Linked DNA regions of Homo sapiens: region 2 is linked to region 1. Evidence: read pairs that join two places in POLR2A ChIA-PET (ENCODE). Cell type or tissue: PC-3. All regions are shown on one strand. Each heading gives the region's core, and the rest is flanking DNA. Links, peaks and the distances in the headings are about the cores only.

What was found. Peaks named below come from ENCODE experiments on the same cell type or tissue, not always from the same donor. Only the 100,000 strongest peaks of a DNase experiment are listed, where the experiment ranks them.
Region 2: POLR2A ChIA-PET joins it to region 1 with 8 read pairs; 6 of 35 experiments call an interaction of 5 or more read pairs at or near these places.

Annotation. Positions count from the first base shown.
Region 1 is chr11:58,561,978-58,567,381 of GRCh38, reverse strand. It overlaps LPXN (leupaxin), which reads left to right. Exons shown (of 9, transcript NM_004811.3): 3 at 3,181-3,227. Among named protein-coding and RNA genes, the nearest start is that of LPXN, 11 kb to the left of the region's middle. In PC-3, for the core only: no CTCF peak of the experiment used is centred there; a DNase peak (open chromatin) is centred at 2,151; H3K4me3 peaks cover 252 bases; H3K27ac peaks cover 1,302 bases.
Region 2 is chr11:57,769,473-57,774,876 of GRCh38, reverse strand. All of the region lies in intron 1 of CTNND1 (catenin delta 1), which reads right to left. All of the region lies in intron 2 of TMX2-CTNND1 (TMX2-CTNND1 readthrough (NMD candidate)), which reads right to left. Among named protein-coding and RNA genes, the nearest start is that of CTNND1, 10 kb to the right of the region's middle. In PC-3, for the core only: no CTCF peak of the experiment used is centred there; a DNase peak (open chromatin) is centred at 2,156; H3K4me3 peaks cover 1,398 bases; H3K27ac peaks cover 2,351 bases.

The DNA.
Region 1 (5,404 bases), core at 644-4,643:
GTTTCAATTTTGTTTTTTATCTAATTCAAACAATCAAAATAAAATATGTGAAAATTTATTTCCTAGTCAAAAAGTGAAACATCTGACATTGTTAATGCCACTGTAAATTTAGTTGAAAAGCTCAACATTGAAGGTAAACTGTTGTTTTTGTTGTAAGAATATGAATACAAATGTTAATAGAGCACAGCATTGTGTTAAAAATGTTCTTACCAAGTTAACAAGCTATGAAGCAGAAATGTACTTGGAATTGGTTGTAATGTGCACAAAATTTGTGACTGCATTCAAACAAGCTGCGGTATTCTGTCAGTCAAAACAGAAACTAAAATTGTCAAAATGTATAAATTATAAATATATATATACACACACACACACACACACACAGATTTTATAAGTAACTGATCTACAAAACTTTTCTGACAGAAGCTGATATTGAACACTACCATGCAAGGAAACATTTCAGAATGACTATATGTATATTCCTGTCTGTGTTGCATGTCATCAATTGGATTTTGGGAATGCCTGAGCCTTTGAAAAACCACTTTGTAAAGCAACCCAAATTTAGATTGCATTATGTTCAAGACCAGTTGGAAATTTTTAATCGATTACTGAATGAATGTAGCATGAAAATTCAGCTTTTGAAGCTTTTAGCAAGTTACAATTATGTAAAATAAGGCTTGCAAAGGAAGAAGCTCAAATTTCTCCCTACAAAAGCGAAGAAGGAGTTGAACAAATCAAAAGATGAAAGCAGATATGGTTTAATTATCTATTTTGACAATTGTGCTTCAGAAAAATCTTGACTTTGATGTATTTTGACTTCTAATTTTATTTGGATAAATTTTTATTCTCTACCAAAATGGAGAAAAATTGTGAAAGTCTATGATTTTGCAGTATCTAGATTTGGTGAAATGTTGAAACAATCACAGATATAGACAACTTGAAAGTTTTATCTTGTAAGAAATTATTGAGCAAAAGTGCTTTGAATGAAGGTAGAAAGACAGCACCTATGACGATATTGGCCTGAAATATTTACATATTTTAATCTAAAAAATGAGAAGATTCTTCATTTAGCAGAACTTACAGGTTCATCAGTATCTAGAGAGGAAATGTGTTCTCAGTTAAAAACATATAGTGAAGCATCAATTAAAGTTGTCCATAATTTCAAATATATTAACCATAAAATGAAGTTTTGAAAAAGATTGCAGTTTTATAAAAAAATAACTGTTTAAATAAAAAACGAAAAAAAACACATGTTCCTGAAAAATGTCCACATCCCAATGCTAGAGACAATAATATCTAAATAACCAATTAAGGTATGTGAATACATATAAAGAATAATTGTCTGTACCATTAAAAATGTTCAGATAATCAATTTTTTGTTGTTGTTGAGACAGAGTGTCACTCTGTTGCCCAGGCTGGAGTTCAGTGGCATGATCTTGGCTCGCTGCAACCTCCGCCTCCTGGGTTCAAGCAATTCTCCTGTCTCAGCCTCCCGAGTAGCTGGGACTACAGGCACCCACCACCATACCTGGCAAATTTTTTTGTATTTTTAGTAGAGACAGGGTTTCACCATGTCTGGTCACATGACACCAGGCTGGTCTCAAATTCTCCTGACCTCAAATGATGCACGTGCCTCAGCCTCCCAAAGTGCTGGGATGATAGGCGTTAGCCACTGTGCCTGGCCAATATTTTTTTAAAGTTGCTTGAATGTTCATAACTTTGTATCACTATCACTTTAAGATATTTCAGGAAATTTTTATTTTGAAAATAAATTTTGGATAGAATTATCTTATAGGTCCACCAATATAATAAGACCAAATTCAGGTCAATAAACACATTTTTTTTTTTTTTGAGACCGAGTCTCGCTCTGTCACCCAGGCTGGAGTGCAGTGGCATGATCTCAGCTCACTGCAATCTCTGCCTCCCGGGTTCAAGCAATTCTCCAAGCCTCAGCCTCCTGAGTAGCTGGGATTACAGGCACGCAACACCACTCCCAGCTAAATTTTTATAGTTTTAGTAGAGATGGGGTTTCACCATGTTAGCCGTGATGATCTCGATCTCCTGACCTCGTGATCCGCCTGCCTCAGCCACCCAAAGTACTGGGATTACGGGCGTGAGCCACCACGCCCGTCCAATAAACACATATTTTAAAAATGATACAAGCTCGTGACCCGTCTGCCTCGGCTGCCCAAAGTACTGGGATTACGGGCATGAGCCACCATGCCTGGCCAATAAACACATATTTTAAAAATGATACAATATGACTTATTTTTGGAACCCATTTTCTTTCTAAAAAATACCCCATTCTGAACGTTTGGTGATGTGGCCACCTCATCTGTATGATCTGGCCCCTTTACTTGCTGTCCCTGTGTCCTTGGTTCACTCTGCTCAGGCCACACTCTCCTTCTCGTGGTTCCACAGATGCTCCAGGTGGTTTTCCTGCTGGCCTTTCCACCTGAATCATATGACCCCAGATATTTGCTTTCTTTCCCCACCTCCTATATAAGTCCTTGCTCAAGCGTTCTCTTCTCAGTGAGTCCTTCCCTGATCAGTATATTTATAATTGCTGTCTCTCCCCACTTCCCATCCTCTATGCAGAATATTACTTTTACATACCAATTTCTTTATTATTTGTTTCACAGCACCAGAATGTAAGCTTCAGGGCTTACAGTTTTTATTTGATTTTTTTGCTTTTTGACTGCTACATCCTCAGCCCTGGCACATGACAGGCCCTCAATACATATTTGTTCAATTAATAAATGAATTGCCAGCCAACCATCTTTTAGATTCACATGTTATTTCTTTTCATATGTCAAGTTTAATAACATTATAGTCTCCTCCTAGGCACCATCCTGTTTAGTTAAAGGGGCTTAGCTCTGACCCATTTTATTTGATTTATGGTTCTTATCTAAGGAGGATCAACTTCTCTATTTGGGTGGTTTTTAGGCAAGGAGGGGCTGCTAGTGTTTGTTCACATGCCAACTACTCTGTTTAGAATTTGGCTTTTCTTTGTGGGATGGCTGGTAATTCCTCTGGCTTGTGAAAGAAGAGCTCATAGATATGCCACTTGTCAGTCCCCTTTAAAAGCTACAAACATCTATTAACTGTGGGTATCATTAAGCCTCAACATTCTGATAACAAAAATTTATTCTTTGCTCTTCTCTTGTCACTTATATATCTTAGGCGCAGCTCGTGTATACTACCAATATCCAGGAGCTCAATGTCTACAGGTATTTTTTTTTCTATTAAATGCTTTTAAAAATTAAAGTTAGTAGATAATTGTTATCAATCTTTGTTTGGGTGATAATTTGCTTTGCAAGTGTTTATTATTAGAACTCGTATATCATCCTCCTCTTTCCATAGTCTTTGAGCATAGGTAGAATTCTGTGAAGCTGACTTGACAACTTCTCAAGGTGCCTGGCTTCTGGAAGGGTTGTCTAGGCTAGTGGGCCCTGCTATGTCCATTACCACCTAAAGAAGTGTAAATACTCCCAGAGTTACCACAGATGTTTTGTCCACGCTATTCCAGATGTTATGCTTCAGTTTCCTGAAAGATAAAACACACCTGAAGAAACTTCAGCAAGATTCTAGCAATGTCAGAGCTAGGATGAGGGTTAAACTAAGACAGTGGGTCTCCATGGCCAACTGATGAGTATTTACTTTTTCTTTCCATATTTGCTCAAAATTTGTATAGTGGGTAGAGGGATTTCCTTTTATGAGAAGTTCCATATTAAAACAGATACACTTACTAAATCATTTCTCCTGGCTAAAGCAGAATTGGCAGTCTGAAAAAATAACAAGATTAACTTACTTATTCTCTCCTTAGTTATAGCTTGCAATTTTTAACATCAGACAACTTTCTGGAAAACAAATTAAAGAGCATAAAATATAGATAGTAAAGATTCATGCTTGGGAAACAGTGCTAGATCACACCTTATTTGGTTTCAGGATTGCAGTCAATAGTGCACACATGCAAGGCAAAAATAAGGCAAGAACTGTGCTACAAGAAGTTTTCTTAAAACTTCCCTCTTAAGGATGCTTTTTACTTTGGTGAAGGTGAGGCCAATTTATTGATACATATTGCCAGTTTATTCTAGTTCCAAGGATGTTGCCAGATGAGAATTCCTCCTAGTCCCTCCCCAGTCCCTGAAGCCCCAATGAAAAATAAAAACAAAGCAAAACAATAACAAAAAGTGGCTGGCACACAATAGGTCCTCAGTAAATATTTGGTTTCTTAAATCTAGGAAACCAAGACTCCAGTAGAAATGCGAGTGAATGCATGAACATATAACATGAAAACTAGCCCAACCAACAGCCTGTATATCTGGCACTGTGATTATTAACTGATGGTGTACCAATACTAACTTATTGACACCCTCTTCCTCATAGTATGGGCCTCTCTGGCCTATTTCCCATGATTTCCTCCTTCTCTTGCTCTGTATTCCAGGGGAGCTGACCCCTTGGGTTTTCCAGGCTCCAGGATCAGTTGGTCCTCACTGTCTTCAACCAATGGGAGGCACTGTGGAAAGACTGCAGGGTAAAAAGCAGTGAAATCCAGGGCATTTCCCCCCCACAAGTCGCTCTATTTCCACAGGATCTCTGTCAGCAGCTTTATCTTCTTTATGACTTCAGCTGGAGCACAACAGGTCTGCTGTGGTTTCACCTTCTGCCTGTTGACTTGGGCCCCTAGCTCTGGTAACTTCTCCTCTTTTCTTTTTCCCTTTGGCTTAGGGGTAGTAGTGACTTCTGGGTTATTCAGTGTCTTCTGTTTTGCTTCTTAGCTCTCCCCTCACCTGTGTAATCAGGTTTCTGGTCTAAACTCTGTGTACTCATGTGGTTTGTGTTTTCCTGACTGGCCTTTGATGTACTTCCTATTACTGAATGATACTTGCTGTGTAGCCAGGCCTCTGTGGGAGAGTGACATAAAATCCAGGTGACCTAGTAAATATGTAATAGATAGATGCACATCCCTGAGACTAGTATCACTCTGAGCTGGCAAGGCTAGCATATAAATAGAATATTAGACACACAAACTAGATTCCTGCATTCTGTTTCTACTATTTACTCTGGCTTGCTTAAATGAACTAAATATTGCTTTTAACATACCTTCAAAGTATTTTCAATACTAGCTCTGAATATAACAATGCAATAACATTTCTAGTATAGTTATATATCAATAGCAACATGAGCAATAATTTAGAAATGTATCTTTTACATAAACAAAAATAATTCTGGTAATAATCGAGAGGAATAAGTCATAAAAATATAACAGAGAAATAAGTAGGGGAAAAAAACCCAGCACAATGAAGCCCCTTGCTTAAGTCTGGATTCTTTTAGATGCATCTCTTGTGATATGTGTTACTGAAATCTCTGAGCAGTGAAGTAAGTTGCTGCTGATGACATAGCC
Region 2 (5,404 bases), core at 584-4,583, 790 kb after region 1:
AGCAGGTATGGTGGCGCATGCCTTAATCCCAGCTACTCAGGAGGCTAAGGCACGAGAATCACTTGAACCTGGGAGGCGGAGGTTGCAGCGAGCCAAGATCACGCCACTGCACTCCAGCCTAGGCAACAGAGTAAGACTCCATCTCAAAATAAATAAATAAATAAATAAATAAATAAATAAATAAACCCTCATAGACTCTTATGGCCTGTTGTGAACCACTGTAGTGGCCTATCCCTAACAACCCACTGACTTTCTTGCTAAAAGGGCACTGGTTATAAAATACATTATTTGGGCCAGTTTTACTGCTCACCAGACAGCTCAGATCATTATTCAGTCTAGATTAGAGGCTCTTTGAAAGCATGAATCTAAATATAAGGATGGCTGGAATGGCACAGTCCTAACTCCTGTACTGCAGACTTAGAACCTAGAAGGAAGAACTGTCTCACTTGCCAGCACCATCTTCTCTGGAATCCCGAGTTGCTACATTGTAGGATATCCCTCTGTACACTGCAGATTGGAGAACACAATTATGTTTAAAACATCTTAGATGGCCTTCAAGGAACAAAGAGCTATGCCAAATTTTCAAAACCTGGTTGCATATTCTATCCCAAAAGAACTCCAAAGTCTTAAATCTACCATTAAAGACCCTAGATAATTCTAAACCACTTGACAACAGAGAGAGAACCAGAAACTCTGGATCCAAGTGGTTACCTCTGACACTTATGCAAGCCACTTTAACTTCTGGTTTGAGTAAGAGCAAGCGAATAGCAAAAGGTCTTTAAAAGAACTAAAAAGTGAAATATTCCCACAAGTAAACATGTGTCACCGAAGACTCAAGAAAGAAGAATGGCATTAAAAGACATACTCTCTCCCAGATCCCAAAGTCAAACAATAAAGGTACATTTAAAACAAAACCAAAAATAAAATTGTTTTGTTTTTTGAGACGGAGTCTCACTCTGTTGCCCAGGCTGGAATGCAATAGTGCAATCTCAATGCAACCTCCGCCTCCAGGGTTCAAGCCATTCTCCTGCCTCGGCCTCCTGAGTATATGGAACTACAAGTACCCACCACCACGCCCGGCTAATTTTTATATTTTTTTTTTAGTAGAGATGAGGTTTTGCTATGTTGGCCAGGCTGGTCTCTAACTCCTGACCTCAAGCGATCCGCCCACCTCAGCTTCCCAAAGTGCTGGGATTACAGATGTAAGCCACTGCACCCAGCCAAAAAAATTTTTTAATTTAAAAAAAAAAAAAAAGACATAGCCAGGCGTGGTGGCATGCACCCATAATCCCAGCTACTCAGGAGGCTGAGACAGGAGAATCACTTGAACCCAGGAGGTGGAGGTTGCAGTGAGCCGAGGTCGTGCCATTGCACTCCAGCCTGGGCAACAAGAGCTTAAACTCCGTCTCAAAAAAAAAAAAAAACATAATCTCAGGTACTCTCAGGCTGGCCACAGTGACTCATGCCTGTAATTACTGCACTTTGGGAGGCCAAAGGAGGAGGATCACTTGAGCCCAGGAGTTCGAGACCAGCCTGGGCAACATATAGAGACCATGTCTCTACAAAAAACACAAAAAGTAGCCAGATGTGATGGAGGCTGAGATGGGAGGATCATTTGAGCCTGGGAAGTCAAGGCTGCAATAAATTATGATCATGTCACTGCACTCCAGCCTGGATGACAGAGCAAAGCTCTATCTCAAAAAACTCTCAAGACAACCACAAACATCTCACACCATCTATATATGATGAAGTAATACATATAAACCAGTTGTTTAAAACAATTTCAAAATTTTGGGTAATCTCTGATTGCCTGGATTATTTCCCATGCAAGACGATACAGTTACCTGAACAAAGGAGGAGATGGGAAGAAAAAAAGTTTCTTGGTTGAGGGCATCCCTAATATTAAGTAACCAGATGACAACCAGATAAGCATAATTAAAGGAAAGAACAGAGGGTAACCAGGTTAAGAGCCAGGGCTAAAAACTCCAAAGAGAGAGGAGGAGACGGGTGAGAGAAAGAGAGAGAAAGAGGGAGAGGGAGAGAGAGAGAGGAGACAGAGCGAGACAGAGAGAGAGAGAGAGAACGAGACAGAGACTCTCACTGAGGGACAGACCAGCTAAACCAGAAATCTTAAGAGGGAAAGTAACAGTGTGTGATTCAAGACATAGGTATTCAATCAAATATCCTTTTACTTTCGTATATGCATGGAACATCAAATCACTAAATAGTTGGTGCTTCTTCCTCAACTCCAAAGTCAACTAGGTAAAGTGGCTCAGGATGTGCTTTAATAACCTCTAATGCCTAAACAAACATAAGGAAAGTTAGTTTCAGGGATAATCATCTCTCCCAATGTGCAAGACAGAAATACGGATATGGTGACCTATAAAGGGGTCCTCAAAGCCATGAATTCTCAACAATCAGGGCATGGGGAAACAGGAGCTTTTTGGTCAAATGAGCAAAAGGAGAAGCAGCAGACAAGTGGGGCAAGCCTATTTGGTCAAAAGCACATAAACCAAACCAATAAATTTTGTCCTCAAAAGGAAACTGTACAGGTCTAGGCTGTCACTCCTGCTTATAGAAAACTGACTAGTTAGATAAGAAGATGGAGAAATATACAGTATTTCTCTTGGAAAGAAAAATTTGGGGGCTGGGCACAGTAGCTCACACCTGTAATCCCAGCACTTTGGGAGGGCGAGGCAGGCAGATCACTTGAGCTCAGAAGTTTGAGACCAGCCTGGGCAACAGGGAAAAACCCTGTCTCTACAAAAAAAAAAAAAAAATACAAAAATTAGCTGGGTGTAGTAGTGCATGCCTATAGTCCCAGCTACTCAGGAGGCTGAGGTGGGAGGATGGCTTGAGCGTGGGAGGCGGAGGCTGCACTGAGCTGAGATTGTTAACACTGCCGAGACAGACCTTGTATCAAAAAAGAAAAAAAAAAAAGAAAAAGAAAAATTTTGATCCCACTTCCCAAAAACATATCAGCTTATTCTAAGTAGCTGCCTTATTATCATTCTCTAAGACAAAGGTAATCAACCTATGCAAAATCTGCTACTATGCAAATTATCTGCTAACTATACTTTCATGGAGATTCCACAATGGGAGAAATATGGAGGTTGGGTCAGGTGCTACCTCAAGTTACAAGAAAGACACAAAAATTCGGTAACAGCCGTTGTCTCTGGGGTTTGAAGTGGAGATAATTTTTCTTTGTACAATATAGTATACAACAAGACCCTACATTATTCCCCTTCCCCCAAAATACATTCCCATTGGTCCTCTCTGGACAGGTCTCTTACTTCTCCTTCCCTCCCCTCAATCTCTTTTGTTCATTGGCAATAACCAGCCTCAGGGCCTTTGCACTTCCTACTCCTCATATCTACATGACTCCATCCTCCATTTCTCTTGGTCTCTCTCAAACATACCTTACACATGAGACCCTCCCTGACCACTCTATATAAAATAACCTCACCCCCACCCTGAGACGTTCTTTCCTCCATACTACTCATTCTACTTTACTTTTTTCTCAATAATATTACCACACTCTGACATACTACATATTTACTCGCTTATTATTTGTCTCTCACAACTAGAATGTAAGCTCTTTGAGAACAAACAGTAGGTCTATTTTGTTTATTGTTGTACTTCAGTGTATGGCATAAACAGACTCTCAAATTTCTTTTGAATGGAGATGTTTTACTTCCTTCTTCAATGAATACAAAAAGTTAAATTTTAGAAAAAAAAAACAACTTTCTTTTCTTTTTCTATACTTTTTTTTTTCCAACTGTGATCTTAGTTAGGCCTATGAAGAGGCCTAGGTAGTCTTACCTGCCTATTTGGCTGACCTTCAGCACGGTAGACATCCAAGAGGCCAACTGTGCCCCAGTTAACAAAGTAGTCAATAGAGAGCAGAACAGCAATGAGGTTACAGAACTTCCCCCATTCCAACAAAGCAGGAAATAAATCAGATTGGCACCAATTTCTCTTTTAAAATAGGCTATTTTAAAAGTGTACTGAATATACACCAGCTACTTTATTTCAATGAGATTTACTTCACTTGCAATGAAATGGGAACTGCAGGTGCTTTGATAAAGGTATTGAGAAGTTGACCTAGTTTCTATAACAATGTCTTATGTCCTCAACCATGAGAATATATTTTAGTTTCTTAAAATATGAGCTTCCTAAAACAAAAATCTTTTCTTTTCTTTTTTTTTATTTTTTTATTTTTTTTGAGATGGAGTCTCACTCTCTCGCCAGGCTAGAGTGCAGTGGCGCGATTTCGGCTCATTGCAACCTCTGCCTCCTGGGTTCAAGGGATTCTTCTGCCTCAGCCTCCTGAGGAGCTGGGACTACAGGCATGTGCCACCACGCCCAGCTAATTTTTGAAATTTTAGTAGACACAGGGTTTCACCACGTTGGCCAGGATGGTCTCAATCTCTTGACCTCGTGATCCGCCTGCCTCGGCCTCCCAAAGTGCTAGGATTACAGGTGTGAGCCACCGAGCCCAACCGTGTAACAAAAATCTTTCTTTTTTTTTTTTATTTTTTATTTTTGAGACGGAGTCTCACTCTGTTGCCCAGGCTGGAGTGCAGTGGTGCGATCTCCACTCGCCGCAACCTCCACCTCACAGATTCAAGCAATTCTCCTGCCTCAGCTTCCCGAGTAGCTGGGATTACAGGCGCCCGCCACCACGCCCGGCTAATTTTTGTATTTTTAGTAGAGACAGGGTTTCACCATTTTGGCCAGGCTGGTCTCAAACTCCTGACCTCAGGTGAACCACCTGCCTTCGGCCTCCCAAAGTGCTGGGATTACAGGCATGAACCACCACCGCGCCCAGCCACAAAAATCTTTTCACTCCACAAAGATACCTCCTAATGTGCTACTGCACTACAACATAGAACAACATAGAAAGCATAAATAAAACAGATGATTTACTCCGGAGAAAGTAATTTTTTTTTTGCTCAACTGTCAACTAAACCAAAATGAGTAATTAATCAAGAAATGCAGATGAAATCTAAAAATCAAAGATAAAACCAATCTGAATCACTAGAAGAGATCAGTCTTCTTGGATTACAATTGTATGCCTAAACTAGATCTAACTGAAATGAAGTGGTATCCTAACAGTTGTACCTTTAGCACATGGGTACAAGAAACAGAAATACGTCTTTATGTTAACTGTTAGTGAGGCAAAGCAACGCCCATGAAGACCTAAGGGAAAACCTAAAGGGAAAAAAAGGAAACCCAACCTAAAAGAAAAAAAAGATAGGGGAGGCAAGAGGAGGCAAAGAGAGACAAAGGAAGACACCACAGAGAACAGGAAAGCAAAAGAAAAGGAGAAAATACAGGAGAATTGGTAGAAGAAATTATAGGTAAAATAAATGTGAGGAACTGAATGTGGGAGGCTACAGAG